Regions from separate parts of the Homo sapiens genome. Here region 2 is linked to region 1. Evidence: read pairs that join two places in POLR2A ChIA-PET (ENCODE). Cell type or tissue: HCT116. All regions are shown on one strand. Each heading gives the region's core, and the rest is flanking DNA. Links, peaks and the distances in the headings are about the cores only.

Evidence for each region. ChIA-PET counts read pairs that join two places held together with the same protein. Peaks named below come from ENCODE experiments on the same cell type or tissue, not always from the same donor. Only the 100,000 strongest peaks of a DNase experiment are listed, where the experiment ranks them.
Region 2: POLR2A ChIA-PET joins it to region 1 with 5 read pairs; 3 of 35 experiments call an interaction of 5 or more read pairs at or near these places.

What each region holds. Positions count from the first base shown.
Region 1 is chr21:46,168,934-46,179,222 of GRCh38, reverse strand. The region is part of intron 2 of SPATC1L (spermatogenesis and centriole associated 1 like); the gene reads left to right. Among named protein-coding and RNA genes, the nearest start is that of SPATC1L, 10 kb to the left of the region's middle. RefSeq lists enhancers at 8,032-8,532, 8,533-9,033. In HCT116, for the core only: no CTCF peak of the experiment used is centred there; no DNase peak of the experiment used is centred there; H3K27me3 peaks cover 871 bases.
Region 2 is chr21:45,966,459-45,983,037 of GRCh38, reverse strand. It overlaps LOC101928796 (a long non-coding RNA gene), which reads right to left and starts at 10,068. Exons shown (of 2, transcript NR_109931.1): 1 at 9,862-10,068; 2 at 8,085-8,944. COL6A1 (collagen type VI alpha 1 chain) reads right to left here and starts at 1,268. Exons shown (of 35, transcript NM_001848.3): 1 at 1,091-1,268; 2 at 275-404. The coding sequence starts at 1,187. LOC105372841 (a long non-coding RNA gene) reads right to left here and starts at 4,533. Exons shown (of 3, transcript XR_937803.3): 1 at 4,329-4,533; 2 at 3,186-3,831; 3 at 1,472-1,748. RefSeq lists enhancers at 1-647, 648-1,510, 8,201-9,001, 9,311-9,360 and silencers at 9,621-9,690, 12,329-12,623. In HCT116, for the core only: a CTCF peak has its summit at 9,248; DNase peaks (open chromatin) are centred at 8,097, 8,587, 8,967, 9,237 and 1 weaker place; H3K4me3 peaks cover 2,089 bases; H3K27ac peaks cover 2,554 bases.

The DNA.
Region 1 (10,289 bases), core at 1-4,000:
AGGCTGGAGTGCAGTGGCAATGATCATGACTCACTGCAGCCTCGACCTCTGGGGCTCAAGCAATCCTCCTACCTCAGCCTCCTGAGTAGCTTGGACTACAGTGCTTGCCACCATGAGCGGCTAGTTAAAAATTTTTTTTTTTTTTTTGTAGAGACAGGGTCTCCCTATGTTGCCCAGGCCAGTCCCAAACTCCTGGGCTCAAGCAATTCTCCCACCTTGGCCTCCCAAACCATTGGGATTACAGGCTTGAGCCACTGTCCAGCTGGATTTATTTTTAAAAAATAGAATCATTGATTCAGAAGGCAGGAGTAAATGGTTTTTTGTTTGTTTGTTTTTGAGACACAGTCTGGCTCTGTTGCCCAGGCTGGAGTGCAGTGGTGTCATCTTGGTTCACTGCAACCTCTGCCTCCTGGGTTCAAGCGATTCTCCTGCCTTGCCCTCCCCAGTAGCTGGAATTAAAGGCACACACCACCATGCCTGGCTACTTTTTGTATTTTTAGTAGAGATGGGGTTTTGCCATGTTGGCTAGGCTGATCTTGGACTCCTGATCTCAGGTGATCCACCCACCTCGGCCTCCCAAAGTGCTGGGATTACAGGCATGAACCACTGCACCTGGCCATGTATTTCTTTTTTAAAAAACTTTTAAGTTCAGGGGTACAAGTGCAGGCTTATTACATAGGTGAACTTGTGTCATGGGAGTTTGTTGTACAGATTATTTTGTCACTCAAGTATTAAGCCTAGTACATTCGTTATTATTCCTGATCCTCTCCCTTCTCTCACCCTTCACCATCTGGTAGGTCTCAGTGTCTGTTGTTCCCCTCTATGTGTCCACGTGTTCTCGTTGTTTAGCTCCCACTTATAAGTAAGAGCATGTGGCATTTGGTTTTCTGTTCCTGCATTAGTTTGCTGAGGACAATAGCCTCCAGCTCCATCCATGTTCATGCAAAGGATATGATCTCATTCTGGTTTTTTTTTTTTTTTTTTTTTTTTGAGATGGAGTTTCACTCTTGTTGCCCAGGCTGGAGTGCAATGGCACGATCTCGGCTCGCTGCAACCTCCGCTTCCCGATTTCAAGCAATTCTCCTGCCTCAGCCTCCCAAGTAGCTGGGATTACAGGCATGCACCACCATGCCCAGCTAATTTTGTATTTTTAGTAGAGATGGTTTTCACCATGTTGGTCAGGCTGGTCTCGAACTCCTGACCTCAGGTAATCCACCTGCCTTGGCCTCCCAAAGTACTGGGATTACAGGCATGAGCCACTGCTCCCGGCTGATCTCTTTCTTTTTTATGGCTGCATAATATTCCATGGTGTCTATGTACAACATTTTCTTTATCCAATCTACCACTGATGGGCATTTAAGTTGATTCCGTGTCTTTGCTATTGTGAATAGTCTGCAGTGAACATATGCGTGCATGTGTCTCTATAATAAAATGATTTATATTCCTTTGGGTACCATTAATGGAACCCAACCAGTAATGGAATTGCTGGGTTGAATGGTATTTCTGTTTTTAGGTCTTCGAGGAATCGCCACACTGTCTTCCACAATGGCTGAACTAATTTATGCTCCCACTAACAGTGTATAGGCGTTCTTTTTCTCTGCAACGTTGCCAGCATCTGTTGTTTTTTGACTTGTTAATTATAGCCATTCTGACTGGTGTGAGATGGTGTCTCATTGTGGTTTTTATTTACATTTCTTTAATAAGCAGTGATGTTGAGCCTTTTTTCATATGCTCGTTGGCTGTATGTATGTCTTTAGAAAAGTGTTCATGTCCTTTGCCCACTTTTTAATGGGGTTGTTTGTTTTTTTCTTGTAGATTTCTTTAAGTTCCTTATAGATGCTGAATATTAGACCTTTGTCAGATGCATTAGTTTGTAAAAATTTTCTCCCATTCTGTAGGTTTGCTGTTTACTCTGTTGATAGTTTATTTTGCTGTGCAGAAGCTCTTTGATTAGATGCCATTAGTCAATTTTTGCTTTTGTTGCAATTGCTTTTAGCATCTTTGTTGTGAAATCTTTGCCCATCCCTATGTTCTGAATGGTATTGCCTAGGTTGTCTTCCAGGGTTTTTATAGTTTTGAGTTTTACATCTAAGTCTATAATCCATATTGAGTTGATTTTTGTATATGGTGTAAGGAAAGGGTCCAATTTCAGTCTTCTGCATATGGCTAGCCAGTTATCCCAGCACCATTTATTTAATAGGGAGTCCTTTCCTCATTGCTTGTTTTTGTCAGATTTGTTGAAGATCAGGTGGTTATAGGTGTGCAAACTTATTTCTGGGTTCTCTGTTCCGTTCTATTGATCTATGTACCGTGCTGTTTTGGTTATTGTAGCTCTGTAGTATAGTTTGAAGTTGGGTAGTGTGATGCCTCCAGCTTTGTTATTTTTGCTTAGGATTGCCTTGGCTATTCGGGCTCTTTTTTGGTTCCATATGAATTTTTAAACAGTTTTTTTCTAGTTCTGTGATTAATCTCAATGGTATTTTAATAAGAACAGCATTGACTCTATAAAATTACTTTGGTCAGTATGACCATTTTTATGATATTGATTCTTCCTATGCATGAACATGGAATGTTTTCCCATTTGTGTAATCTCTGATTTCTTTGAGCAGTGTTTTGTAGTTCTCCTTGTAGACATCCTCCACCTCCCTAGTTAGCTGTATTCCTAGGCATTTTATTCTTTTTGTGGCAGTTGTAAATGGGAGTTCATTCCATTTGATTTGGCTCTTGTCTTGATTGTTGTTGGTATATAGGAATGTTAGTGTTTTTTGCACATTCATTTTGTATCCTGAGACTTTGCTGAAGTTGTTTATCAGCTTAAGAATCTAGGTTGAGACTATGGGATTTTCTAGATATAAGATCATGTCATCTGCAAACAGGGATAGTTTGATTTCCTCTCTTTCTATTTGGATGGGCTTTATTTCTTTCTTTGGCCTGATTGCTCTGATCAAGACTTCCAATACTATGTTGAATAGGAGTGGTGAGAGAGGGCATTCTTGTCTTGTGCCAAGTTTTGAGGGGTTGAGTTTTGATGTTGGTTGTGAGTTTGTCATACATAGCTCTTACTATTTTGAGGTATGTTCCTTCAATACCTAGTTTATTGAGCGTTTTTAACATGAAGGGGTGTTGAATTTTGTTGAAAGCTTTTTTTGCATCTATTAAGATAATCATATGGTTTTTGCTTTAGTCCTGTTTATGTAATGAATCGCATTTATTGATTTATGTTGAACCTACCTTGCATCCCAGGGATAAAACCTATTTGATTGTGGTGGATAAGCTTTTTGATGTGCTGCTGGATTTGGTTTGCCAGAATTTTGTTGAGGATTTTTGCGTCAATGTTCATCAAATATATTGGCCTGAAGTTATCTTTTTTTGTTGCATCTCTGCCGGGTTTTGTTATCAGGATGATGCTGGCCTCATAGAATGAGTTAGGGAGGAGACTCTCCTCCTCAACTTTTTGGAATAGTTTCACCAGGAATGGTACCAGCTCTTCTTTGTACATCTGGTACAATTCAGCTGTGAATCCATCTGGTCCTGGCTTTTTTTGGTTGGTAGGCTATTTATTACTGACTCAATTTTAGAGCTTGTTATTGGTGTGTTCAGGGATTCCATTTATTCCTAGTTCAGTCTTGGGAGGGTGTATGTGTCCAGGAACTTATCCATTTTTTCTAGATTTTCTAGTTTATGTGTATAGAGGTTTTCATAATATTTTCTGATGGTTGGTTGTATTTTTGCGGGGTCAGTAGTAATATATCCCTTATTTCTGATTGTGTTTATTTGAATCTTTTCTCTTTTCTTCTTTATTAGTCTAGCTAGTGGTATATCTATTTTATTAATTTTTTCAAAAAACCAGCTCCTGGATTCATTGATGTTTTGAATAGTATTTTGTGTCTCAATCTCCTTCAGTTCAGCTTTGATTTTGGTTATTTCTTGTTTTCTGCTAGCTTTGGGATTTGTTTGCTCTTAATTCTCTAGTTCTTTTAGCTGTGATGTTAGGTTGTTTGACTGAGATCTTTCCAACTTTTTGATGTGAACATTTAATGCTATAAATTTCCCTCTTAACACTGCCCTAGCTGTGTCCCAGAGATTCTGGTATGTTGTATTTTTGTTCTCATCAGCTTCAAGGAATTTCTTGATTTCTGCCTTAATTTCACTGTTTACCCAAAAGTCATTCAGGGGCGGGTTATTCAATTTCCATGTAATTGTGTGGTTCTGAGTGAATTTTTTAGGCTTGATTTCTAACTGGGTCCGTTGTCGTCTGAGAGATTGTTTGTTATAATTCCAGTTGTTTTGCATTTGCTGAGGAGTATTTTACTTCCAATTATGTGATTGAATTTAGAGTGTGTGCCATGTGGCAATGAGAAGAATGTATATTCTATTGTTTTGGGGTGGAGAGTTCTGTAGATATCTGTCAGGTACATTTGATCCGGTGCTGAGTTCATGTCCTGAATATCTTTTTTAATTTTCTGTCTCAATTATCTGTAATACTGTCAGTATGGTGTTGAAGTCTCTCACTATTATTATGTGGGAGTCTAAGCCTCTTTGAAGGTCTCTGAGAACTTGCTTTATAAATCTTGGTGCTCTTGTGTTGGGTGCATATATATTTAGTGTAGTTAGGTCTGCTTGTTAAATTGAGCCCTTCACCATTGTGTAATGCTCTTCTTTGTCTTTTTTGATCTTCATTGGTTTAAAATCTGTTTTGTCAGAAACTATGATTGCAACCCTGCAATCATAGTTTTCCATTTGCTTGGTAGATTTTTCTCCATGCCTTTATTTTGAGCCTATTTGTGTTATTGCATGTGAGATGGGTCTCTTGAAGACAGCATACCAATGGGTCTTGGTTCTTTATCTAGCTTGCCATTCTGTTTTTTTTTTTTTTTTGTTTTGTTTTTTGAGACAGAGTCTTGCTCTGTCTCCCAGGCAGGCTGGAGTGCAGTAGCACAATCTCGGCTCACTGCAACCTCTGCCTCCTAGGTTCAAGTGATTCTCCTGCCTCAGCCTCCCAAGTAGCTGGAATTATAGGCACCCAACACCATGCCTGGCTAATTTTTCTATTTTTTAGTAGAGATGGGTTTTCATCATGTTGGCCAGGCTGGTCTTGAACTCCTGGCCTCAAGTGATTCACCTGCTTCAGCCTCTCAAAGTGCTGGGATTACAGACATGAGCCACCATGCCTGGTCTGTTTGATGACCTTGAGGTTTTGATTGTGGTATAAGGTGGATTCAGCCAACTGGCTTCATTTATGGAATATTTAAGGGGCCAGTGCCCAGCTGCCAACTCCTGGACTCTGCATGCTCTAGCTCTGGGGGACTTGTTTTGGGCCCTGACTTTGTTCTCTGGCTCCTTGAGGTTTGGAATCCACTGCACTGGGGGGCTGAGGTACTGCAGCTACAGCAGAGTGGCTGGCAGATGCAGAGTGCCTGCCTTCCTGTGGGGGTTCACCACAGTGGTGGAGGCAAAGCAGCTGGGGTGGGGATGGGGGGCTCCTGTTGGAGACTGTGTGCAGTTACTCTGGAGGTACTATAGGCATGGGTGGGGTGCTGGTTGGCACAGGTCTAGGTGCCTTTTCTGTGCCCTGCAAGCAGGAGTGATCGCTCAGGGTGGGGGAGGATCCACTGTTCTCTGCTCAGTGTTAGGTCAAAGGCAGGGTTCTGGCGGGTATGGGGCTTGCTGGCTCTGTGTCTGCCAAGGCTTCACCTGCAATGGAAGTCTGTAGGGAAAGGGGAGGCCCACTGGACTCCTGCATGCTGGTGGGGGAAGGAAATCAAAACCCACCTGTGCAGACATCAGCAGAGTGATGTGGGGAGTTGCCTGGGCCCAGGGGAAGCTACAATATGAGGAGGGAGCAGGCAGGCTGGTGTGTGGCCGTCGGGGCTGTCTCACTGGAGCTCTCCACTGGCCAGGCACAGTCTGCTGGCACAGAAGCTATGGTGAAGACCCCCAGGGCACCCAAGACTGCCCTGCAAGCAGGCATGGCCAGGCTGGGGCCCCAGGAGAGGCCAGCAGACGAAGGGGTGCTCAGGTTGGACTGGTCCCATCTGATGGGTAAGACCACCCTGCAGAGAACAGGTCTGACAGTTCCCCTAGGTCCAAAGTCTCCTGTGGGAGCAAATCAAGCCTGGGGGACGGCCGTCCCTGGCTGTGTTCCTGCACCAGACCCTCTGGGTTCTGCTTCAGCTGGCTGCTGCCCCCATCACTTCTCTAAGCAGCTCTCCCTGCCAACTAGAGTGTCCATGGTGGGCAAGGGGTCTCCCCCAGCTGGGGTTCCAGAGGCCCATGGCAACAGTGGGTTGCTCCTTGCCCGTTTAACTCCCCCATTTCCCCAGAGCTGTTGTGGGTCCAAAAATGAGCACCAGTGCTCAGTAGTCCCAGGCAGGTTCCCAGCTTTCTCCCCTTCAGCCCAGCTTCTGTGTGCTCCCTCCATCTGCCCTCAGCACCTTCCCTCTGAAGATGTGTTAGAAGCTCACCAGTCATCTCAGGCCCTCCGTGGGAGCTGTATCATCTGGCTGCATCTGGCCGGCCATCCCGCCCTTCCAATCCACATGAACTTCTTATTTCTGTCTTTGTCCTTATTACTCAGAACTCGGGCCTTGGCCTTGACTTTCATGGGGCCTCCTCCAGGGAAGGTGAGAGAGGGTTTTGGCCGCATCCTGGTCCTCCTGACCAGCTGTGGGAAGGACCAACGGTCCCATCTGCCCAGAGGAGGGAGGTTTGCACAGGCTGGATGCTGTGGAAGAGTCCTTCCTGTTCTTATTTTTGGAAAACAGAAAATTTGAGAAATGGCTCATCTTGTTCGGTGTTTGTGAGCCTATCTCTGTACCAGTGGAGGTATCTCAGCTTCTTGCCAGGGACCGTATCTGGTATCTTGCTACGCTGCACAGCCACTGGGTTCTGCACACCCTGCCTCTTGCTCTCCACCCCACCGCCTCGTGCTCTGCACACACCCCTGCCTCATGCTCTCCACCCCCATCTTGTGCTCTGCACACCTCCCCGCTTTGTGCTCTGCACAACCCCCGCCTCACGCTCTGTGCATCCTCCGCCTCACGCTCTGTGCATCCCCCGCCTCACGCTCTTTGCATCCCCCACCTCACACTCTGTGCATCCCCCGCCTCATGCTCTGCACTCCTGCCTCATGCTCTGTGCATCCCCCGCCTCATGCTCTGCACTCCTGCCTCATGCTCTGTGCACACTCCTGCCTCGTGCTGTGTGTTCTTGATCATGTTTGGATGAGACTTTGTGCAATTATTTTTGGCCTGGCCATGGTTTTTTTTTTTTTTTTTTTTTTTCTGGGGGTTATCTTTGTAGGAATTTGACATCAGAGTTGTGACAAATTTTGAAACCTAATTGAGCATCTTTTAACCTGTTCTACGGTTCCAGCCTCATTTGTATGATGTCGGGATTATGACTTGTTTGGGAACTTGGCACACTCACCCACAGACCATCCAGGCCTGCAGCCCTCTGGGGAATAATCATTTCATAACTTTTAGATTTTCCTTCTTTGTGTATTGGTTCATTTAGGTTTTCTACTTCTTATTGAGTCACTTGAAAGTAATTTTCCAGGCTATCTCCTTTTATTGAAATTTTAATTAATACATAATTGTACATAATATTCTTTTATAATTTGAAAAGTGTCTGGGGTGGGGGGTCTGTGAAGCCTGAGGACTCCAGGCCTCCCACGTGGCAGGAGGCCGGGCACACGCTGATGACTTTGCTTCTTTCGAACTTTTTTTCCTTGGAAAACATTTCAGAGGGAAGATTAGTTGGTTCCTTTGTAGGCACATTTTTTTTTTTTTTTTTGAGATGGATTCTTGCTCTGTCGCCCAGGCTGGATTGCAGTGGCACGATCTTGGCTCACTGCAAGCTCCAGTAGGCACATTTTAAGGTATAATTTTTTGATATGGCTCCGAACACTTTCTCTAATATGTATTTGCTTTATTGCTAGGAGAATACACATGACATGGAGGTAGAATAGAATTTCATAAGCCATAAAGGCATAGATAAGCTAAATTTGGCCAGGGATTGGGGAAATGCCACATGACCTCATCAGCCTGGTTGGGGAATATTCAGTCCTCATGAGGGTGTGGGGCCAGGAGGTGTTGGTGGGCATGGACCCTCCCCCTTGGTGTGGAAAGCAAAGAAAGTGAACACACCTGAGCCCAGCGTCAGACCACAGAGGATGTTCACAGAGCAGGAGGCTCCTCCCCATCCACAAAGGATGTTCACAGAGCAGGAGGCTCCTCCCCATCCACAGAGGATGTTTACAGAGCAGGGAAGCTCCTCCCCATCCACAGAGGATGTTCACAGAGCAGGAGGCTCCTCCCCATCCACAGAGGATGTTCACAGAGCAGGGAGGCTCCTCCCCATCCACAGAGGATGCTCACAGAGCAGGGAGGCTCCTCCCCATCCACAGAGGATGTTCAGAGAGCAGAGGGCTCCTCCCCATCCACAGAGGATGTTCACAGAGCAGGAGGCTCCTCCTGGACCACAGAGGATGCTCACAGAGCAGGAGGCTCCTCCCCATCCACAGAGGATGTTCACAGAGCAGGGAGGCTCCTCCCCATCCACAGAGGATGTTCACAGAGCAGGGAAGCTCCTCCCCATCCACAGAGGATGTTCACAGAGCAGGAGGCTCCTCCTGGACCACAGAGGATGCTCACAGAGCAGGAGGCTCCTCCACATCCACAGAGGATGTTCACAGAGCAGGAGGCTCCTCCTGGACCACAGAGGATGCTCACAGAGCAGGAGGCTCCTCCCCATCCACAGAGGATGCTCACAGAGCAGGGAGGCTCCTCCCCATCCACAGAGGATGTTCACAGAGCAGGAGGCTCCTCCTGGACCACAGAGGATGCTCACAGAGCAGGAGGCTCCTCCCCATCCACAGAGGATGCTCACAGAGCAGGGAGGCTCCTCCCCATCCACAGAGGATGCTCACAGAGCAGGAGGCTCCTCCCCATCCACAGAGGATGCTCACAGAGCAGGGGGCTCCTCCCCATCCACAGAGGATGTTCACAGAGCAGGGGGCTCCTCCCCATCCACAGAGGATGCTCACAGAGCAGGAGGCTCCTCCCCATCCACAGAGGATGCTCACAGAGCAGGGGCTCCTCCCCATCCACAGAGGATGCTCACAAAGCAGGAGGCTCCTCCCCATCCACAGAGGATGCTCACAGAGCAGAGGCTCCTCCCCATCCACAGAGGATGCTCACAGAGCAGGGGCTCCTCCCCATCCACAGAGGATGCTCACAGAGCAGGGGGCTCCTCCCCATCCACAGAGGATGTTCACAGAGCAGGGGGCTCCTCCCCATCCACAGAGGATGCTCACAGAGCAGGGGCTCCTCCCCATCCACAGAGGATGCTCACAGAGCAGGGGGCTCCTCCCCATCCACAGAGGATGCTCACAGAGCAGGGGCTCCTCCCCATCCACAGAGGATGCTCACAGAGCAGGGGGCTCCTCCCCATCCACAGAGGATGTTCACAGAGCAGGGGGCTCCTCCCCATCCACAGAGGATGCTCACAGAGCAGGGGCTCCTCCCCATCCACAGAGGATGCTCACAGAGCAGGGGGCTCCTCCCCATCCACAGAGGATGCTCACAGAGCAGGGGCTCCTCCCCATCCACAGAGGATGCTCACAGAGCAGGGGGCTCCTCCCCATCCACAGAGGATGTACACAGAGCAGGAGGCTCCTCCCCATCCACAGAGGATGCTCACAGAGCAGGGGGCTCCTCCCCATCCACAGAGGATGCTCACAGAGCAGGAGGCTCCTCCCCATCCACAGAGGATGCTCACAGAGCAGGGGCTCCTCCCCATCCACAGAGGATGCTCACAGAGCAGGGGCTCCTCCCCATCCACAGAGGATGCTCACAGAGCAGGGGGCTCCTCCCCATCCACAGAGGATGCTCACAGAGCAGGAGGCTCCTCCCCATCCACAGAGGATGTTCACAGAGCAGGGGGCTCCTCCTCATCCACAGAGGATGCTCACAGAGCAGAAGGCTCCTCCCGGGAGGCCAATTACAGCTGTGTGTTTGCACGGAAACATGGAAACAGGCCCTGTCCATCAATAGGGCAAGGGTTAAAAATTCAGTGTGTGTGTCTGTATGTGTGCTCATGTGTACAGAGTTGCCAGGAAACAGTTAAATGAACCAGGTAGCTACCAGATGGCTCAGGGTGGATAAATCTCAAAGAGATAATGCAGCAGCAAAAAGTTCAGTTGCAGAATAAAATGTGTAGGGTGCTACCATTTATGTACAACTTAAGCATATAAAAGTCATTCTCCAGTGTGTGTGGGCACACAGGCA
Region 2 (16,579 bases), core at 6,003-10,002, 200 kb after region 1:
TCGGCCCTGCTGAACAGGTGCCACCCCCGCGAGCAGGGTCTCAAACCAGCTCACTCTGGAAGGCGCTGGGAGAGGCTCAGACCAGCTCACTCTGGAGGGCGCCGGAAAGGGCCCCGGCCTCACTCTGGAGGGCGCCGGGAGGGGCCCCGGTCAGGGCAACGCTCGCCCAACCTTAGGAGGTTGAGGCCGTCGCACCCGTGTTCCCCTGGGCCCCCACCCCTCCCTCCAAGAGGCCCAGAAGCACAGGAGGAAGGTCACGGGGCGTCCCTCCTACCTGTCCCTCAGGTTGTCGATGAAGCGCTTGGTGAAGGACTTGACTTTGTCCACGAGGGCCCCGTAGGGCTTCAGCCTCAGGGCCACGCTCTCAGAGGTGTCCAGCACAAAGAACAGGTCCACGGGGCAGTCTGGCCGAAGATGGAGGAGAGGGGCCTTCAAGCTCTCGCCCCATTCCCCGAGTCTCTGCTGGGCCTGCCCTCCCGGCCAGCCCAGCGCCTGCAGCACAGAGCCCCGGGCCCGGAGAGGCTCTCCCGGGAAAAGGCAGCAGGACGTCCCTCGGTGGGGACGGTGGGGAGGGGGTGGAGTGAGAGACCCCAAACCGCTCCTGTGCCTCGAGGGGAGTCAGAAACCTTCACAACCTCCCCCGAAGGGCAGGGCGTCCCCGGCACGGGACCGGACAAGTGAGACCTCACGGGAAGGTTTCTCGCTGGATTCAGAACCAGCAGCGCACGACTTCTTCTAGAACGGGGGTCGGGGGGGCCGTGCGTCTGGACTCACTGCCAGGTGAGGGGTCAAACGGATTCACGGGGCGCCGAGACAGCCCCGCACCAGCTCCCCCTCGCCAGGGAGCCCCTCCCGAGCTGCCTGCGGTCCGGCCCCGCTGAGAATGCTGAATGCTGAGCCTCTAGGGGCCCCGGCCAAGGCCCGGTGGGGCAGAGCTGGGCGCTGCAGCCGCCCCGAGCGGGGAGTGGGGTTCAGGGGCTCCAGGCCCCCAGTCTGCAGTTCCACGCGTGGGAGGGGACCCCGCGCATCTGGCCCTGGCCGGCAGCAAAGAGCGGGGGGTCTGGAGCCTGCACCCCAAGCCACCACTCACCCTGGAAGGCCACGGCCCTCGGGGTCTCCGGCTCATCCTGCGCGGCTGTCCAGCAGGCCTGCAGCAGCAGGGGCAGCAGAGCACGGGCCGCCCTCATGTCTGGGGCCTGCGGTCACCACACAGCGCGGCCAGGGCAGAGTGGGCCGCCGCCGCCGCCCAGAGACCGAGGCTGCCTTCTGCTCCCAGCCAGAGTGAGAGCGGAGGGCAAGGAGGGGAGGGGCGGGGCGAGAGGGGCGGGAGGGGAGGGGAGGGGCGGGAGGGGAGGGGAGGGGCGGGGCGGGAGGAGAGGGGAGGGGAGGGGAGGGGCGGGAGGAGAGGGGAGGGGCGGGAGGGGAGGGGCGGGGCGGGAGGGGAGGGGCGGGGCGGGGCGGGGAGGAGCGGCCCATGAGTCACCACCTCCTTGCTGGGGTCTCTCCCTCCAGAACCGGCAGCAGCTCCGAGCCCAGGGAGAAGGCGGTTTCCCTGGCTGGCTCGCCGCGGCCTGCAGTTCAGTTCCCGTGTCAGGGAGGAGGAAACTGCAGCAGCTGAATCAAACGTCTGAAAACCAGCGTGTCACCCAGGGAGAGTTCCTTGAAACATCTTTCGGTAGTTTCCAATCCAGACGTCTCCATGCGGGACGCACGGGCAGGCTCACTCGCCTCTTCCCACCAACCGCCTCCTGCAGAGGACCTCGCCGTGAGCTGAATTGTTGCTTTATCAGATCTCCGCGTTCTTTTTTCACGTCAATATTTCTTCACAGTATAGTCGGATACGTATTTGCCAAAGATATTTCAGTTTGTACCGTGGGAAGACAAAGTTGCTCACAATATAGTTGTTATATATGCTGTGTGTGGAGACAGAGAGACAGAGACAGAGAGACAGAGAGAGACAGTGAGAGAGAGACAGAGAGACAGAGACAGAGAGACAGACAGAGACACAGACAGAGGAGAGACAGAGACAGAGAGAGAGACAGAGACAGAGAGAGACAGAGAGACAGAAAGACAGAGAGAGACACAGAGAGACAGAGGAGAGACAGAGACAGAGAGACAGAGACAGAGAGACACAGAGAGACAGAGAGACAGAGAGACAGAGACAGAGAGAGAGACAGTGAGAGACAGAGACAGAGAGACACAGAGACAGAGAGACAGAGAGAGACAGAGACAGTGAGAGAGAGACAGAAAGACAGAGACAGAGAGACAGACACAGAGAGACAGAGGAGAGACAGAGACAGACAGAGAGAGACAGAGACAGAGAGAGACAGAGAGACAGACAGAGAGAGACAGAGAGAGAGACAGAGACAGAGACACAGAGAGAGGAGAGACAGAGAGAGACAAAGACAGAGACAGAGAGACAGAGACAGAGAGAGACAGAGAGGAGAGACAGACAGAGACGGAGAGACAGAGACAGAGAGACAGAGACAGAGAGACAGAAAGAGAGACAGAGAGAGGAGAGAGGGGCTGTCCCTGATATCACCTGGGGGTGGGCTCCAGATGTGGCCAGATGCATCCCTGGCCCACAGAAGGTCCCAGAAGAGCTTTCCCAAAGCTGGAGCTGCTGAGACTTGCCTAACACCAGCCTAAATGTCTTATAATTTTAAAACGTACACAAATTGTTCATACCAAAAACCATGTTAAAGAAACATTTGAAAAAACCTTTAAAATTGATACTTAATTCCACAACTCCACAGTGACTGTTTTTGGATTGCCTTCAATATTTTCCCCACACCTACGTTACAGAAGTTGTAAAGTACTTCTCCTTCTTTTCCTCCTCCTCCTCCTCCTCCTCCTCCTTATTATTATTATTATTATCTAAGGGGCTCACTCTGTCATCCAGGCTGGAACGTAGTGGCCTCATCACAGCTCACTGCAGCCTCAGTCTCCTGGGTTCAGGTGATCCCTCCACCTCAGCCTCCCGAGTAGCTGGGATCACAGGCATGTGCCACCATACCCAGCTAATTTTGTATGTTTTGTAGAGATGGGGGTCTCACGATGTTGCCCAGGCTGGTCTCGAACTCCTGGACTCAAGTGGTCCTCCTGCCTCGGCCTCCGAAAGTGCTGGGATTACAGGCATGAGCCACCGTGCCTGGCCTTGTACACTTACTGTACAGTCAATTTACCTGCCACTGATGTCATCCACACTGTGGCTGTGGGTGCTGAGGTTTGGTGCTGCCTGCTTGGAGCTGTGGCACCAGCCTCTGGGCTCCTGACTCAAGCACAGGGGGCTTCAGGACCTCCGTGTTCTCTTGGCCTCTCCCAGTCTGAGCTGTTTTATCTGCAAGGAGTGCTTGCAGATTTGGGAAAGGAAATAGGAACACGTTGTGTAAGCAAACACCAAGAATGCAGCATTCCCTGCAGTGAGGGTCCCACCACAGGCACACAGCAGCAGGTGGCTGACACACGGTCTGTAAGATGGAAGAGATGCGGACGCCCAGGGACAGGTTCACGGGGCCCAGTGGCCAATGGCCTGTTTTGCCTTGCAGAGGTGGTTTCATAAGTCAGTTCACAGTATACCACCGGCTCCGCCAGCAGGTCCGCGGGGTGGGTGCGGCGGGAGCTGTGGAGATGCGTGGGAATAACGCCGACACCCCAGGCTGCAGCATCCTGAGCTCCAGGGCCGCGGTCCGACTCCTCCCCCGGTCCCAGGCTTCATCCTGGCCTGGGCTTCTCCGAGGCAGGGCTGGGGCCGCACTGTGTGAGGGGCTCAGGCTCAGGGCGGTCCCAGGCCTGGGTGGGGCCCAGAGGTGCCTCTGCTTCACAGGAAATCTGCAATGATGACTCAGAGTAAACTTGACTCTTTCTCTTATGAAGAAGATACATGTTCATCATAGCGAATTTTTTAAAATCATAAAGCAACATCTAGTTTCACTACCGAGTGGGATTCAGAGCTAATACTTCAGTGTGTTTCTGCTTAAGCGTTTTTCTTTTTTTTAGATGGAGTCTTGCTCTGTCGCCCAGGCTGGAGTGCAGTGGCACAATCTCGGCTCACTGCAACCTCCGCCTCCCGGGTTCAAGTGATTCTCCTGCCTCAGCCTCCCAAGTAGCTGGAACTACAGGCACATGCCACCATGCCCAGCTAATTTTTGTATTTTTAGTAGAGGTAGGGTTTCGCCATGTTAGCCAGGCTGGTCTCAAACTCCTGACCTCAGGTGATCCGCCCTCCTCGGCCTCCCAAAGTGCTGGGATGACAGGCGTGAGCCACCGTGGCCACCGTGCTATAAGTGTGTTTATAGACGTGCTGTCGCCTGCTCTGTGCACCGTACCGTGAGCGTGTTCATAGACGTGCAGTCGCCTGCTTTGTGTTCCTTCATGCACTTTCATCAGGGATCTTTTCTGATTGTAAGTGATGCTTATGTCTCAGGGAGAACATGAAAACCACATAAAGCATGAAAATAAAACATCCTGAATCCCAGTCCTGGCTGAGCTTACTGTTGTCATGGGGCTGATTTCCACAACCTGCCCCACCCACAGCGGGTGAGCTCCCTCCGCTCCCCCCCTCCTCTCTCCTGTCCCCTTTGCTCCCTCTTTTCTCTTCTCTCCCCCTCCCTCCTCTCACGCTCAGTCCTCTCCCTCTCCCTCCTCTCATGCTCACTCCTCTCCCTCTTCCCTCCTCTCCCCCTCCTTCCTCTCACGCTCACTCCTGTCCCCCTCCCTCCTCTCTCCTGTCCCCTCCTCTCCGCCTCCCTCCTCTCATGCTCACTCCTCTCCCCCTCCCTCCTCTCACGCTCACTCCTGTCTCCCTCCCTCCTCTCTCCTGTCCCCTCTCCCCCTCCCTCCTCTCACGCTCACTTCTCTCCCCCTCCCTCCTCTCATGCTCACTCCTCTCCCCCTTCCCTCCTCTCCCCCTCCCTCCTCTCCCCCTTTTCCCCTCTCTCCCCCTCCCTCCTCTCACACTCACTCCTCTCCCCCTTCTTCCTCTCTCCTGTCCCCTCCTCTCCCCCTTCCCTCCTTTCCCCCTCCCTCCTCTCACACTTGCTCCCCTCCCCCTTTCCTCATCTCCCCCTCCCTCTTCTCCCCTGTCCTCATTCTCCTCTCCGGCTCCCTACTCTCCCCTTCACCGTCTCCCTCCTCTCTCCCATCCCCTATTCTCCTCCTCCCTCCTCTCTCCCCCCCTCTCCCCCTCCCTCCTCTCTCCCCCTCCCTCCTCTCTCCCCCTCCCTCCTCTCTCCCCCTCCCTCCTCTCTCCCCCTCCCTCCTCTCTCCTGAAGTTACCCAGGTGTCTCTGGCACATGTCCACCCCCAAGCCCCCATCCAGGCCATTCCTGCAGGAGATCCTTCTCCCATGGGGCTCCACCCCCCAACCCCAGCCCAGTCGGCTTCCAGGATCCTAGGAAGCACAGAGCCAGGAAACCACTGCCCTGGGGGGCCTCCCAGAGAGCTGCACTGCAGGGTCTGGCTGGGAAGGGCCCTGCAACCCCGCCTGTGTGTGGGGGGAGGTAAATGCACTTCCAGAGAAAGGGAAGAAGGGGGCGAGCCACATCCCCTCCCTGGCGACCTGGCTGTCCTTTCTCAGGCCTGCCGGCCCTTCTGTGGATGGGGACTCTGGGCCCAGTCTGGGATCCCAGAAGCAGCTGTGGGGAGCAGGACTTACCCCACTGTGCCAGTCGTCCACAGCCCTGGGGGGATCTGAGTCTCCAGGTGTGGGAAGGGAGAGGGTGGGAGAAGGGAGAGAGTGGGAGGAGGGAGAGAATGGGAGGAGGGGAGAGGGGGTGGGAGGAGGGAGAGGGTGGGAGGAGGGAGAGGAAGAAGGATGGAGGAGAGGGCCTTGAATGTGCAGTGTCCCTGGCAGGGCCTCTCTGACTCCTGCGGGTGGACCCGAGCCTCCTCTTCCAGCAGGACCTGGCTAAGAGGGGATGAGGATGGAGCATGAGGTGGGCTTGGTGGAGGAAGCTGTCCCGGGAGGCAGGGGAGGGCAGGGCTGTTTCTGGAACCTGCCTGCCCTCCACCCCCACCCCCACCCCCACCCCCATCAGGACCCTGCGTTCAGGGAGAGGAGCCCCCCAGTCCACCTTGAGGAGCCCTGGTGCCTCCAAACGTCAGCGCGGGGAAAAGGGGAATTATCCACCGCTGTCCTGTGTTAGTGGTTTTCTTAAACCCATAAAAGTGGTGGAACGGGAAGGAAAGACCATCCCAGGAAACTGCCTTTGTCCACAGGGAAAGTTGCAGAGGAGACTCAGTGCTGCTGGTGGCTGGTGGGAGCCCCAGGGCTGCTGGCCCAGGCCCCGCTTCTGTCCTTCCCCTTTTGGACCAACCGTACCCCCTCCCCTGTTGTGGGAAGTCAGGGACCCCAAATGGAGGGACCGGCTGAAGCCACGGCAGAAGAACGTGGATTGTGAAGATTTTATGGACACTTATTAGTTCCTCAAGTTAATACTTTTATAATTTCTTATGCCTGTCTTTACTGCAATCTCTAAACATAAATTGTAAAGATTTCATGGACACTTATCACTTCCCCAGTCAATACCCTTGTGATTTCCTATGCCTGTCTTTACTTTAATCTCTTAATCCTGTCAGCTGAGGAGGATGTATATTGCCTCAGGACCCTGTAATAATTGTGTTAACTACAAAAATTGTACAGCATGTGTGTTTGAGCAATATGAAATCTGAGCACCTTGAAAAAAGAACAGGATAACAGCAATTGTTCAGGGAATAAGAGAGATAACCTTAAACTCTAACCGCAGGTGAGTCAGGCAGAACAGAGCCATATTTCTCTTCTTTCAAAAGCAAATGGGAGAAATATCGCTGAATTCTTTTTCTCAGCATGGGATATCCCTGAGAAAGAGAATACGCACCTGGAGGTATTGGCTTATAAACAGCCCCCCCAGGTGGGCCTGTCTCTTATGGTTGAGGCTGCAGAGATGAAATAAACTCCAGTCTCCCATAGCGCTCCCAGGCTTATTAGGAAGAGGAAATTCCCACCTAATAAATTTTGGTCAGACCGGTTGATGTCAAAACCCTGTCTCCTGATAAGATGTTATCAGTGACAGTGGTGCCCAAAACTTCATTAGCAATTTTAATTTTGCTTCGGTCCTGTGGTCCTGTGATCTCGCCCTGCCTCCACTGGCCTTGTGATATTCTATTACCCTGTTAAGTACTTGCTGTCTGTCACCCACACCTATTCACACACTCCCTCCCCTTTTGAAACTCCCTAATAAAAACTTGCTGGTTTTTGCGGCTTGTGGGGCATCACAGATCCTACCAACGTGTGATGTCTCCCCCGGATGCCCAGCTTTAAAATTTCTCTCTTTTGTACTCTGTCCCTTTATTTCTCAAGCCGGCCGACGCTTAGGAAAAATAGAAAAGAACCTACGTGATTATCAGGGCAGGTCCCCCGATACTTCCCCACCCACACCCACACGGAACTCCCAACCCCAGCCCCAAGGCAGGGTCCCACTTCCCCCTTTAAAAATCTTTTTCCTCCCAGGTCTCTCAGCCACCCCCTCTCCTATCACCACGGCCGGCCAAGCTCTGCGCCACGCGTCAGTCGCCTCCCTGCCCTACCCAGGGCACCCGAGATGTGGAGGACCTGCCCTCCATGGGCTCCAAAAACCCAGGCCCCAGCTGGGGAAATTTTCTAGACAAGGAGGCCTCGAGACCCACGCAGTGAGGGTGGACGGCGGAGGGGACGGTGCTTCTAGCCCCGCAGGGCCCGGCTGCAGTGCTGAGACTGGGCCCCGCCCTCCACTCTCCAGGCGCTGGCAGGAGCTCGCTCGGGGCTGCAGGTCTGTCCTCCACCCCCAGGAAAGGCTGGGAGGAAACTCATCCAGGGATTTTCCATCCCATAAGCTCTTTTTCCACAGAAGTCCGAGTGCCTTCGGGGAGGGAGCAGGACAGCTGCGCCCACGGGCAGGGGACAGGCCCTGCGTTTGTGCCCGGAGGGCAGGTGGTGGGGGCTGTCCGTGCCCCCTCCCCAGTGACTGTGGAGTTTCCGGAACGCCGTCCGGCGACTCCCTCCCAGGGTGTGGTGTTGGAAGGCGGCACCCACTATAAACACCGAGGACCCAAGCCCTCCAAGCATCTGTGGAACAAAGACTTTTTTTATTTCTTTCTACTGCCTCCACTATCCAGTGAATTTTCCTCCCAACTTAGAACATGACTCATCAAGGAGGACCCTGTTTCCAGGGGTTACACATGCGGTTTCCGCGGTGGTGGCCCTGTACGGCCAGTGGAAGTGGCACAGGGACAGAGAGGCACATGCCGGCCCCTCCAAGGGCCCAAGGGGTGCACGCGGCCCTCGGCTCCTGTCCCGGCACCTGGGCATGGCGGCCATCCCCTCCCCTCCCTCCTTTGTGGGGGGTGAACCCATCTCCATCTCCTCCTCCCTGTGAAGGTCCAGGGGTCTGGCTGGCCCGCGTGTTTGCTGGGCACCTAGGGCAGGGCGGCGTCTGGCCCCAGCCTGTTTGCGGAGTGTGAATGAGTCCGCTGGCCGGAGGCAGCCTGCGGTTGGATCTCCCCGGGCTTCGGGTGGGGCGGGTCCCAGGGCCGCGGGTGGGGAAAGTGCAGCCCATCCTGGTCCCAAGCGGGGGTGCGACGGCTCAACACTGGTCCTTGTGAGTCAGGCTCTCCCTACAGGACGTCCCCCAGGTGATCGCTGGGGCCTCGTTGACCACGGGCCTCCCCAGTCGCCAACGGGAAGGCAGAAGGCAGAAAAGAGGCCAGCCGGGAGGCGGCCGTTGCCACAGGAGCCCGCGGCGCGGGGAGGACGCCTCGGCTGCAGGCGGGGCTCCTGGCAAGCGTCGGGGACGCGGCCTCCCACCGGTCGGGTCGGGAGGGAGCAGGCTTCTGGGGAGAGTGGGCGACCTCGGCGATCCAGGAATCGGTCTGCGACAGACTGACTCCTAGATAGGAAAACACACGTTTCCGGCAGCATCGCCTGTAACTGGAAAGACACAAGGCTCAATGCCGGGGACTGGTCCGTCAATCACGGGCCCTGGGACAGTCCTGCGGCCCCCAGACAGCGGCGAAGAAAGCTCTGCGCGCCCCGGTTTGTTCCGGGAGCGCCTCTGGGAGCCGCAGGCTCTGGATATCAGAGGGAGGGCGCGACCCCGTGGCGGGAGCCGCAGGGTGCTGGGGTTGCGTTCCCGCCCTCTCTGCGTTTCCTTTAGTGACTCCCGCTAAGAGGGGCTGAGGCGGAAACCCCCGCACTGAGTGTGAAACTCAGGAGCTCGCTGAGGCCCCCTGGTGCTTCCCGGGGCCGCGTGCATTGGCCTGATTTCATTTTGTTCCGTTGCCTGTAAGCTGAGAATTTCATTTTCTGGTGAGAATCCGCCATAGAAGCTCTGGTTCTGGGAACTGTCATTTCAAAGAGACGCAAAAAAAAAAAAAAAAAAAAAAAAAGACTGAAAGACTGTCTCGATGGCGCTGTGATCTCGCTGGGTTGAGAGGCCACTGCCCTGAAACCCAGGGCCCGTGAGGCAAAGGGTGGCGGGGGGTCCAGGGCTGCCCAGCGCTGGCAACACAGAGGCTCCCCCAAGCCATGCCGGGGGCTGGCACCGCCTCCTGAGGACCCCCGAGTGGATCCCTCTCCCAGGCTGGCATCACGCCCCATCCCGTGGCTCCCGGGCGCCCATCAGGGGCTGGTCCAACACGCCCTCCAGGGAGGGCTGGAGACTGCAGAAGAGCGCTCTGAGCCCGTCTGACCGCACGGGGTGGGCTCCCGCCGCAGGCAGGCCCGGCCCCCGGGACACGGACGCGGCAGGGACGTCCCCCACGGCACGGGGCCCGCAGCCCCTAGAGCTGGGCCCCGGAGGCGGCTGCGAGGCTGCGGGGCTGGACGGGTTAAGCCTTTCCCGTTACCTCATGCTGGCCTCCGCCTCTGAACATCTGGCAGGAATATTTCTTTACAGCCGTCTGAGCTGTGGGGGAGTCTGGCTGCGTTCCCAGAGCCTTTTCCTCAGATTTCAGCGGAATGGGGGAGCCAGCAGGAGCCGGCGTGGACCCCAGGGAGGAGGCTTCCCGGGAAGGGACGGCGCTGAGGCCGCACCTGGCCCCCAGAGCCCACCCTGAAGGCTCCCGGGCAGCCAGCGCATTCCTGCTGACGAGAATCACTTCCGGCGCCGCTGACCCGGCCCGGGAGACCCTGTTCCGGCGCCGCTGACCCGGCCCGGGAGACCCTGAGATGTCTGTGGGCAGCAGTGGGAGCCCTCGGGTGGGGTTGCCGAGGCTGCGGAGGGCCAGGGCTGCACGAGTGGCACAGCTCAGACCTGGGGTCCCTGTGTGAGACCCCGCACCCCGGGCCGGGGCCCGAAACTCCCTCCTCTGTGCCCCCATCATGGCTTCTGGGCCCAAAAGGTCGTGGGGGGAGGGGCGGGCTCCCGAGCACTGGGTTTCAAGCCCCGATGCTGTCGGTCCTGCCGGCCCCATGCTCAGACACCCGGTTCCCTTCGCAGCGCAGGGCAGGGCCCAGGGGCTTCTAGGACCTGGTCTCGGAGCTCCACACAGGCCCTCCCCCGGCAGTGGGGAGCTCAGCTGCGGGGGCTGCCCCATGTCCCGCTCACCCGCCGGCATGCAGCAGTTTTAACGAGGCTGGGGCAGTAGGGAAGAAAGGGTTAGGATCCCTTACAGACCAGCAGCCCCCACTCCGGCTGGGTCCCAGAGAGACGGGGGCGGGGGGCTCCTTGCCACTCTGCAGGGAGCTGAACATGGGTGGTCACAGTCCCACATCACCCCACTCCTCAGACACCCAGAGGGTTTCCACGCAGGACCACAGCATCTGTAGGGGGCCACTCAGACCCTCCGTCTCTCTGCCTGACCACACCGTGGCTCAGAGAAACTGCTGGCATCCTGCCTGGTATACCCCAGGCTGGATGTGCCAGGAAAGCTGGGGCAGTCAGAACTGGGTGCGGTCCCAGCTCTGTCACCCACTAGTTGCCTGAGCTCGGGTCGGGACACAGGCTCCCAGAAGCTCCGTTTTCTCAAGTTGTCAAGAGAATGTCCACTCTGTCGGTGGGAGCTGATGGAGGGAGTAACAGTGACAGAGCTGGGGCTCCCATGAGGCCGAGGTCCACAGGCCCGGGGCTCAGAGACCAGTCCAGATGGACGCAGCACACAGCTGCCAGGGGCCCGCCCACCCAGCCCAGCTTCCCAGCATCTGGTTTCCATTGTCCCCACATGGGAGTCACAGAGCCTGGGGCCGAGTGCCTGGGTAACATCTGGGCTTCTCAGGAACACTCACACTCCCTGGGCCAATCAAACCCCAAAGAGAGGGTGCGGTGGGAACGCGGCTGGTCTGTGGAAAGAGACCTCATCTCCGTTCAGGGCCTCCAGGCCTCAGGGCCATCTCAGTGCCCACCTTACGGAGCTGTGGCTGGAGGCTCTGGGATCAGGACAAACTGGGAGCGAGACGCAGCCATCCCTGCTCTGGGCTGGGTCTGGGGTCCCAGGGTGCCAGCCACAGCCAGGCCGGAGGGCCCAGAGCAAGGCCCTCCCAGGTGCCCGGCCTCTGGAGTCCCCACCCTTGGGAGGCAGAGACCCTCGCGTTCAGCAGGGTGACCTCCGTGATCTAGGGCTCCTGGGCTACTGCCAGTTCCCTCCCCAAACATGTGACCCCAAAAGCATCAGGATCTGAGGGTTGTTTCAGAGCTGGGGGAGGGGTTGGGTGCTCTTTTGCCCTCAGGAGAGCAGGCCCAGTACTCAGTGAGTGCCCAGGGGTGAGGAGGGCTCAGGAGGCCAGCGCCGGGCCATCAGCCTCTGCACCCCAGGGTCTGAACTCAGGGTCTGAGCGAGTCCAGGGCTGCCCTGCAGTGACAGGGAGGGCCGAGGGTGGCAGAACTGGTGATGGTGGCTCTGGAGATGGCGGTGGGGGAAACGGGGGCAGGCAGCCTGGCTTTGGGACCCCAGGCCCCAAGGTCACAGTGACCTGTAGCCTGCTGGGTCCAGATACACAAGCAATTGTCACAGCCTAGCAGCTGGGGGGCTCTAGGAGGGAGGCTGGGGCTGCACAGTGAGGGGCAGTGCGGGGTGTGGGACACGGTTTCTGGAGTCTCTGCTCCCCCAGCCTCGTCCCTGCACAATCGCAGGCCCCCTCCTCCCCTCCCACTGAAGCTCACTCCAGACAGCTAGGTTGACAGCTGGGTGGGTGCCCCTGGACCCTGAGGCTGGTGAGGCTCCTGCGGACGCCATGGAGGGATGGTCAGGGGCGCCCTCTGCTGCCCATGGGCACCAGTGCAGGACGGTCCCCCGAGGGGCCCAGAGCCAGCACTGTCCCCTTTCCGTGGCCTCCCCGCTGGCCCCAGATGCCTGGGTCCACCGGTGCCTGGGAGACTCTGGCGAGGCTTCCGCTGGGGTCAGTGGATTTGCCACCCCCTCTCTGTCCTGACCCTGCCGGAGGCCAGTGAGGGAGCAGCTGGAACAGGGAGCCCTCCAGGCCTGCAGGCAGCGGCTTCCCTTGGCTGCAGGGACTGGGTGGGAGCCGGAGCCTGGCCCGGAGGCTGTGGGGTGCAGGAGGTGCGAGGAGCCCTAGGCCAGGGTCACAGCCCAGGTAGGAGGCATCAGGGCCTCCGTGGTCGTTGTTTTCAGCAGAGACCTCGGGGGAGACGCAGTGCCTGCCAGAGCCCACTGCAGTGGTCGGCTCCAGTTGCCCCAGGCCAGGCTACGCCTGGGCGTTTCTCCAGGTCTCCTGAGAACCCCTTTCCCCTGATAATGGGAACAATCCCCTCACCTTCCCCTTTGCAGAGGCAGGAATGGTGCTGGCTCACTGTTACATTATTCTCTTACCTCTTTGTCTCCTTTAATTTGACCTTTCCTGACCTTGACGTTTTTGAGACGTTTAAGCCACTTATTCTGTAAAATGCATCTCAAGTTGGGCTTGTGGGGCCGTTTCTCATGACCAGGTCCAGGCTGTGTGTTCCGGCCGGAATTCCACAGTAGTGCTGGGGGCCCTCGGGCGGGAGTCAGAGGCTGCTGCTAATGGGAGCTTCGATTTAGGGCAGCTTGAACCTGTGCTCCCAGGTGGCTGTCCTTAAGCTCTGGGCTCCAGTAAACTCTATGCTTAATCATATTTTCTGAGTCTGGTAATTTAAGACGGACAATGATATCCCTGTCTATCATCCGTCTAATTTTGTTATTCATCTATTGACCTCCAGCTACCATCCCTCAGTGTACTGGGGCTGCTGTAATGAAATGCCATACCGTGGGAGGCTTCCATAACAGAAACTAATTTTTTCATAGTTCCGGAAGCTAGAAGTTCAAGGTCAAGGTGCTGTCAGGGTTGGTTTCTGGTGAGGCCTCCCTCCCTGGCTTGCGTACAGCTGCCTTCTCATTTCTTCACATGGCCTCTTCTCTGTCCACTTGCAGAGAGAGAACAATCTCTGTGTCTCCTCTGAGAAGGACACCAGTCCTGTCAAATTAGAACCCCACCCTTATGACCCCATTTAACCATAACTACCTCCTTACAGGTCCCATCTCCAAATGCACTCACATTAGGGCTTAAGGGCTTTGACATATGAACACGGGAGGGACACAGTCAGTCTGTAACACCACTGACCCATGCACACCTGTGTGTCTGCTTGGCTGCCTTCCCGCCACTGTAACACCTTTTCAGAGAGTGGAGACCAGACCCCCACCAGCCACAGTGTAATTGTCTATTTGCTGCATCCGAGAATACACAGAAAGCAGCTTCAGGGTTGCTAATCCCTACCTGTGTGAAAAGCAAACCTACTGTGTAGAGCTTATTTATAATTTTTTAATAATATAATTATATATAAATAGATAATTATACAATTATAATATTTACTTATAATTTTGAGGGATCTTTGGCCTATGAGTACATGGTCAAAATACTTTGTTCAAAAATTTCTTTTTTTTTTTTGAGACAGAGTCTCGCTCTGTCACCCAGGCTGGGGTGCAGTGGTGCTATCTCGGCTCACTGCAACCTCCACCTCCTGGGTTTGAGCGATTCTCGTGCCTCAGCCTCCCAAGTAGCTGCACCTGCACCTGCAGGTGCCTGCCACCATGTCTGGCTAATTTCTGTATTTTTACTAGAGACAGGGTTTCAGCATATTGGCCAGGCTGGTCCCGAATGCCTGACCTCGGGTGATCCGCCGACTTTGGCCTCCCAAATTACAGGCATGAGCCACCATGCCTGGCCTGTTAAAAAATGTCTTATCCTCCCCTTTCCCTTGCATCCAGTGTGCTTATATTATCCATTTGAAATGAAATGAGTGTCGATTCCATTTTGTTTCCCCACGCTTATTGGTTTCAGTTATTAGTTTCTGAGTAGGGGAGACAATAACATGTTCTGAAGTTTGGAGTTACAGAAGGGTTTGCTCACGCAGTGGTCACTCCCGTCTCCCCCTCCTTTCTGCCCTGCCCCACCCACCTCCTGGAGGCAACCAGACATTCTCAATTCTCATTTAGCCTTTCTGTGTTTCTTTTTGCAAAAGTAAAATGATGCATGTATATTATTTTCTTATTTCTCTTTTTTCTCACCCCAAATAGCCTACTATAATCTTTTGCTCTTTGCCTTTTTTCATCACTTAACAACATACATTGAAATCACTCCGTGTTGGGTCATAGAGACCATCCTCATTCTCTGTGCAGCTGCATGAAGGCACTATGTGGCAGTACCTTAGCTTAGCCAACACACGTCTACACAGGAGCATTTAATTTTTTCCGGTATTTCACAACCACCAATTATACTGCATCAAATGACCTTGTGCCTACAAGTCTTCCTATCGTTGGAGGTTTTCTTCGGTGTGAATTCGTAACGTGGAGTTGCTGGGTCACGGAGTTTTATCGGATTGAACTGCCTTCCGCACGGCTGTGCAGCTTGGAGTCGTCAGCCAGTGAGAGGCCACGGCCTCATCAATACTGTAACTGTCACAACACGAGATTGGAGAGGACCTCTCACTGTAGTTTTAATTTTTATTTCTTATTCCAAATGAAGTTGAACAACTTTTCATATAATTAAAGATCTTTTTTTTTTTTTTTTTTTGAGACGGAGTCTCGCTCTGTCGCCCAGGCTGGAGTGCAGTGGCGGGATCTCGGCTCACTGCAAGCTCCGCCTCCCGGGTTCACGCCATTCTCCTGCCTCAGCCTCCCAAGTAGCTGGGACTACAGGCGCCCGCCAACACGCCCGGCTAATTTTTTGTATTTTTAGTAGAGACGGGGTTTCACCGTTTTAGCCGGGATGGTCTCGATCTCCTGACCTCGTGATCCGCCCGCCTCGGCCTCCCAAAGTGCTGGGATTACAGGCGTGAGCCACCGCGCCCGGCCTAAAGATCATTTTTATACATTTTTGGAGAAATGATCTATTCATGTTTCATGTCTTTTGCCCATTTTTCTGTTGAGTTTTTGATGTTTTCCCCCTCAAATATTGAATTTTTTAATATATGGAATATTAGCTATGCATCTGTGATTGTGCAGCACACACCTTCTCCTCGTCTCTCAATTTTCCTTTGCCTTTGTGGTGTTTTGGGCCATGCAGAATGCTATTATTTTCATGTAGTCAAATTAATCTTTTGTTTTGATTCCTAGAAAAATCTTTCCTCATATTCAGGGTATGGAGGAATTCACCTGTATTTCCTCTAGTACTTGTTTCATTTTTTACATTCAGATCCCAAATCCACTGGGGTGTATTCTTGTGTATGGTGTGAGGTGTGTGTGCCGGGGAAACTCTAACCCTGTTTCTCCTCTGCTCTCACACCACAACAACCGTCAACATGGAAGAAGACTTCTGCAACCAAATGTGCAGAGGTTTCCCCACACATCAGGCAGCGGGCACCTCTAATTCAGTTCCAACGCTGCCTGCCCAGAGCTAGTTTCACCTCCTACAGTGTAAGGGGTCCGTCCCCAAGACCACTCCCTCTTTCCCACCAGTGGCAAGTGTGGGCCTCTGGAGCCTCTGACCAACCAGCTTCCAGCTGGAGTTTGATTAATTTGCTGGAGTGGCTCACAGAACCCAGGGAAACACTTATGTACATTACCAGCTTATTATAAAGGATGTTGCAAAGGATACGCATGAAGAGGCCGAGGGGGAGGGAAGGGGGAGGGGCTTGTTGCTTCCATGTCCTCCCCGGGCAGCACCCTCCAGGACCTTCCATGTATTCAACTCCAAAAGCTCACTGAACACTGTTCTCGTGGGCTTTTATAGAAGCTTCATGACATCAACACTCCTTTCCCCAGGGTCTAGGGTGGGACCCTCTCAGGTGAGGGTCTTAAGACCCACAGTCAGCAAGGTGGGGACGTTAGAGTGAAGGACAGGAGAAGGTGAGAGGCCTCCCCTGTGGCCCAACACACCCGACATTGTAACAAAAGACTAACGAGGGGTAGGGGAGGCATGAGCCAGGAACCATGGATGAAAACCCATTTATATATGTGATAACACCAATATATACCCATTTATATATATCATAACACCAATATATACCCATCTAATGCCACAGTATGGAACCCATTTTAACTTTTTCCAAATAGCTACTGAGTTGTCCCAGCACCATTTATTAAAAAGTCCAACTTTGCTTTAATTATTTGAGATGCCATCTATATTAGTCCATTCTCGCATTGCTGTAGAAAA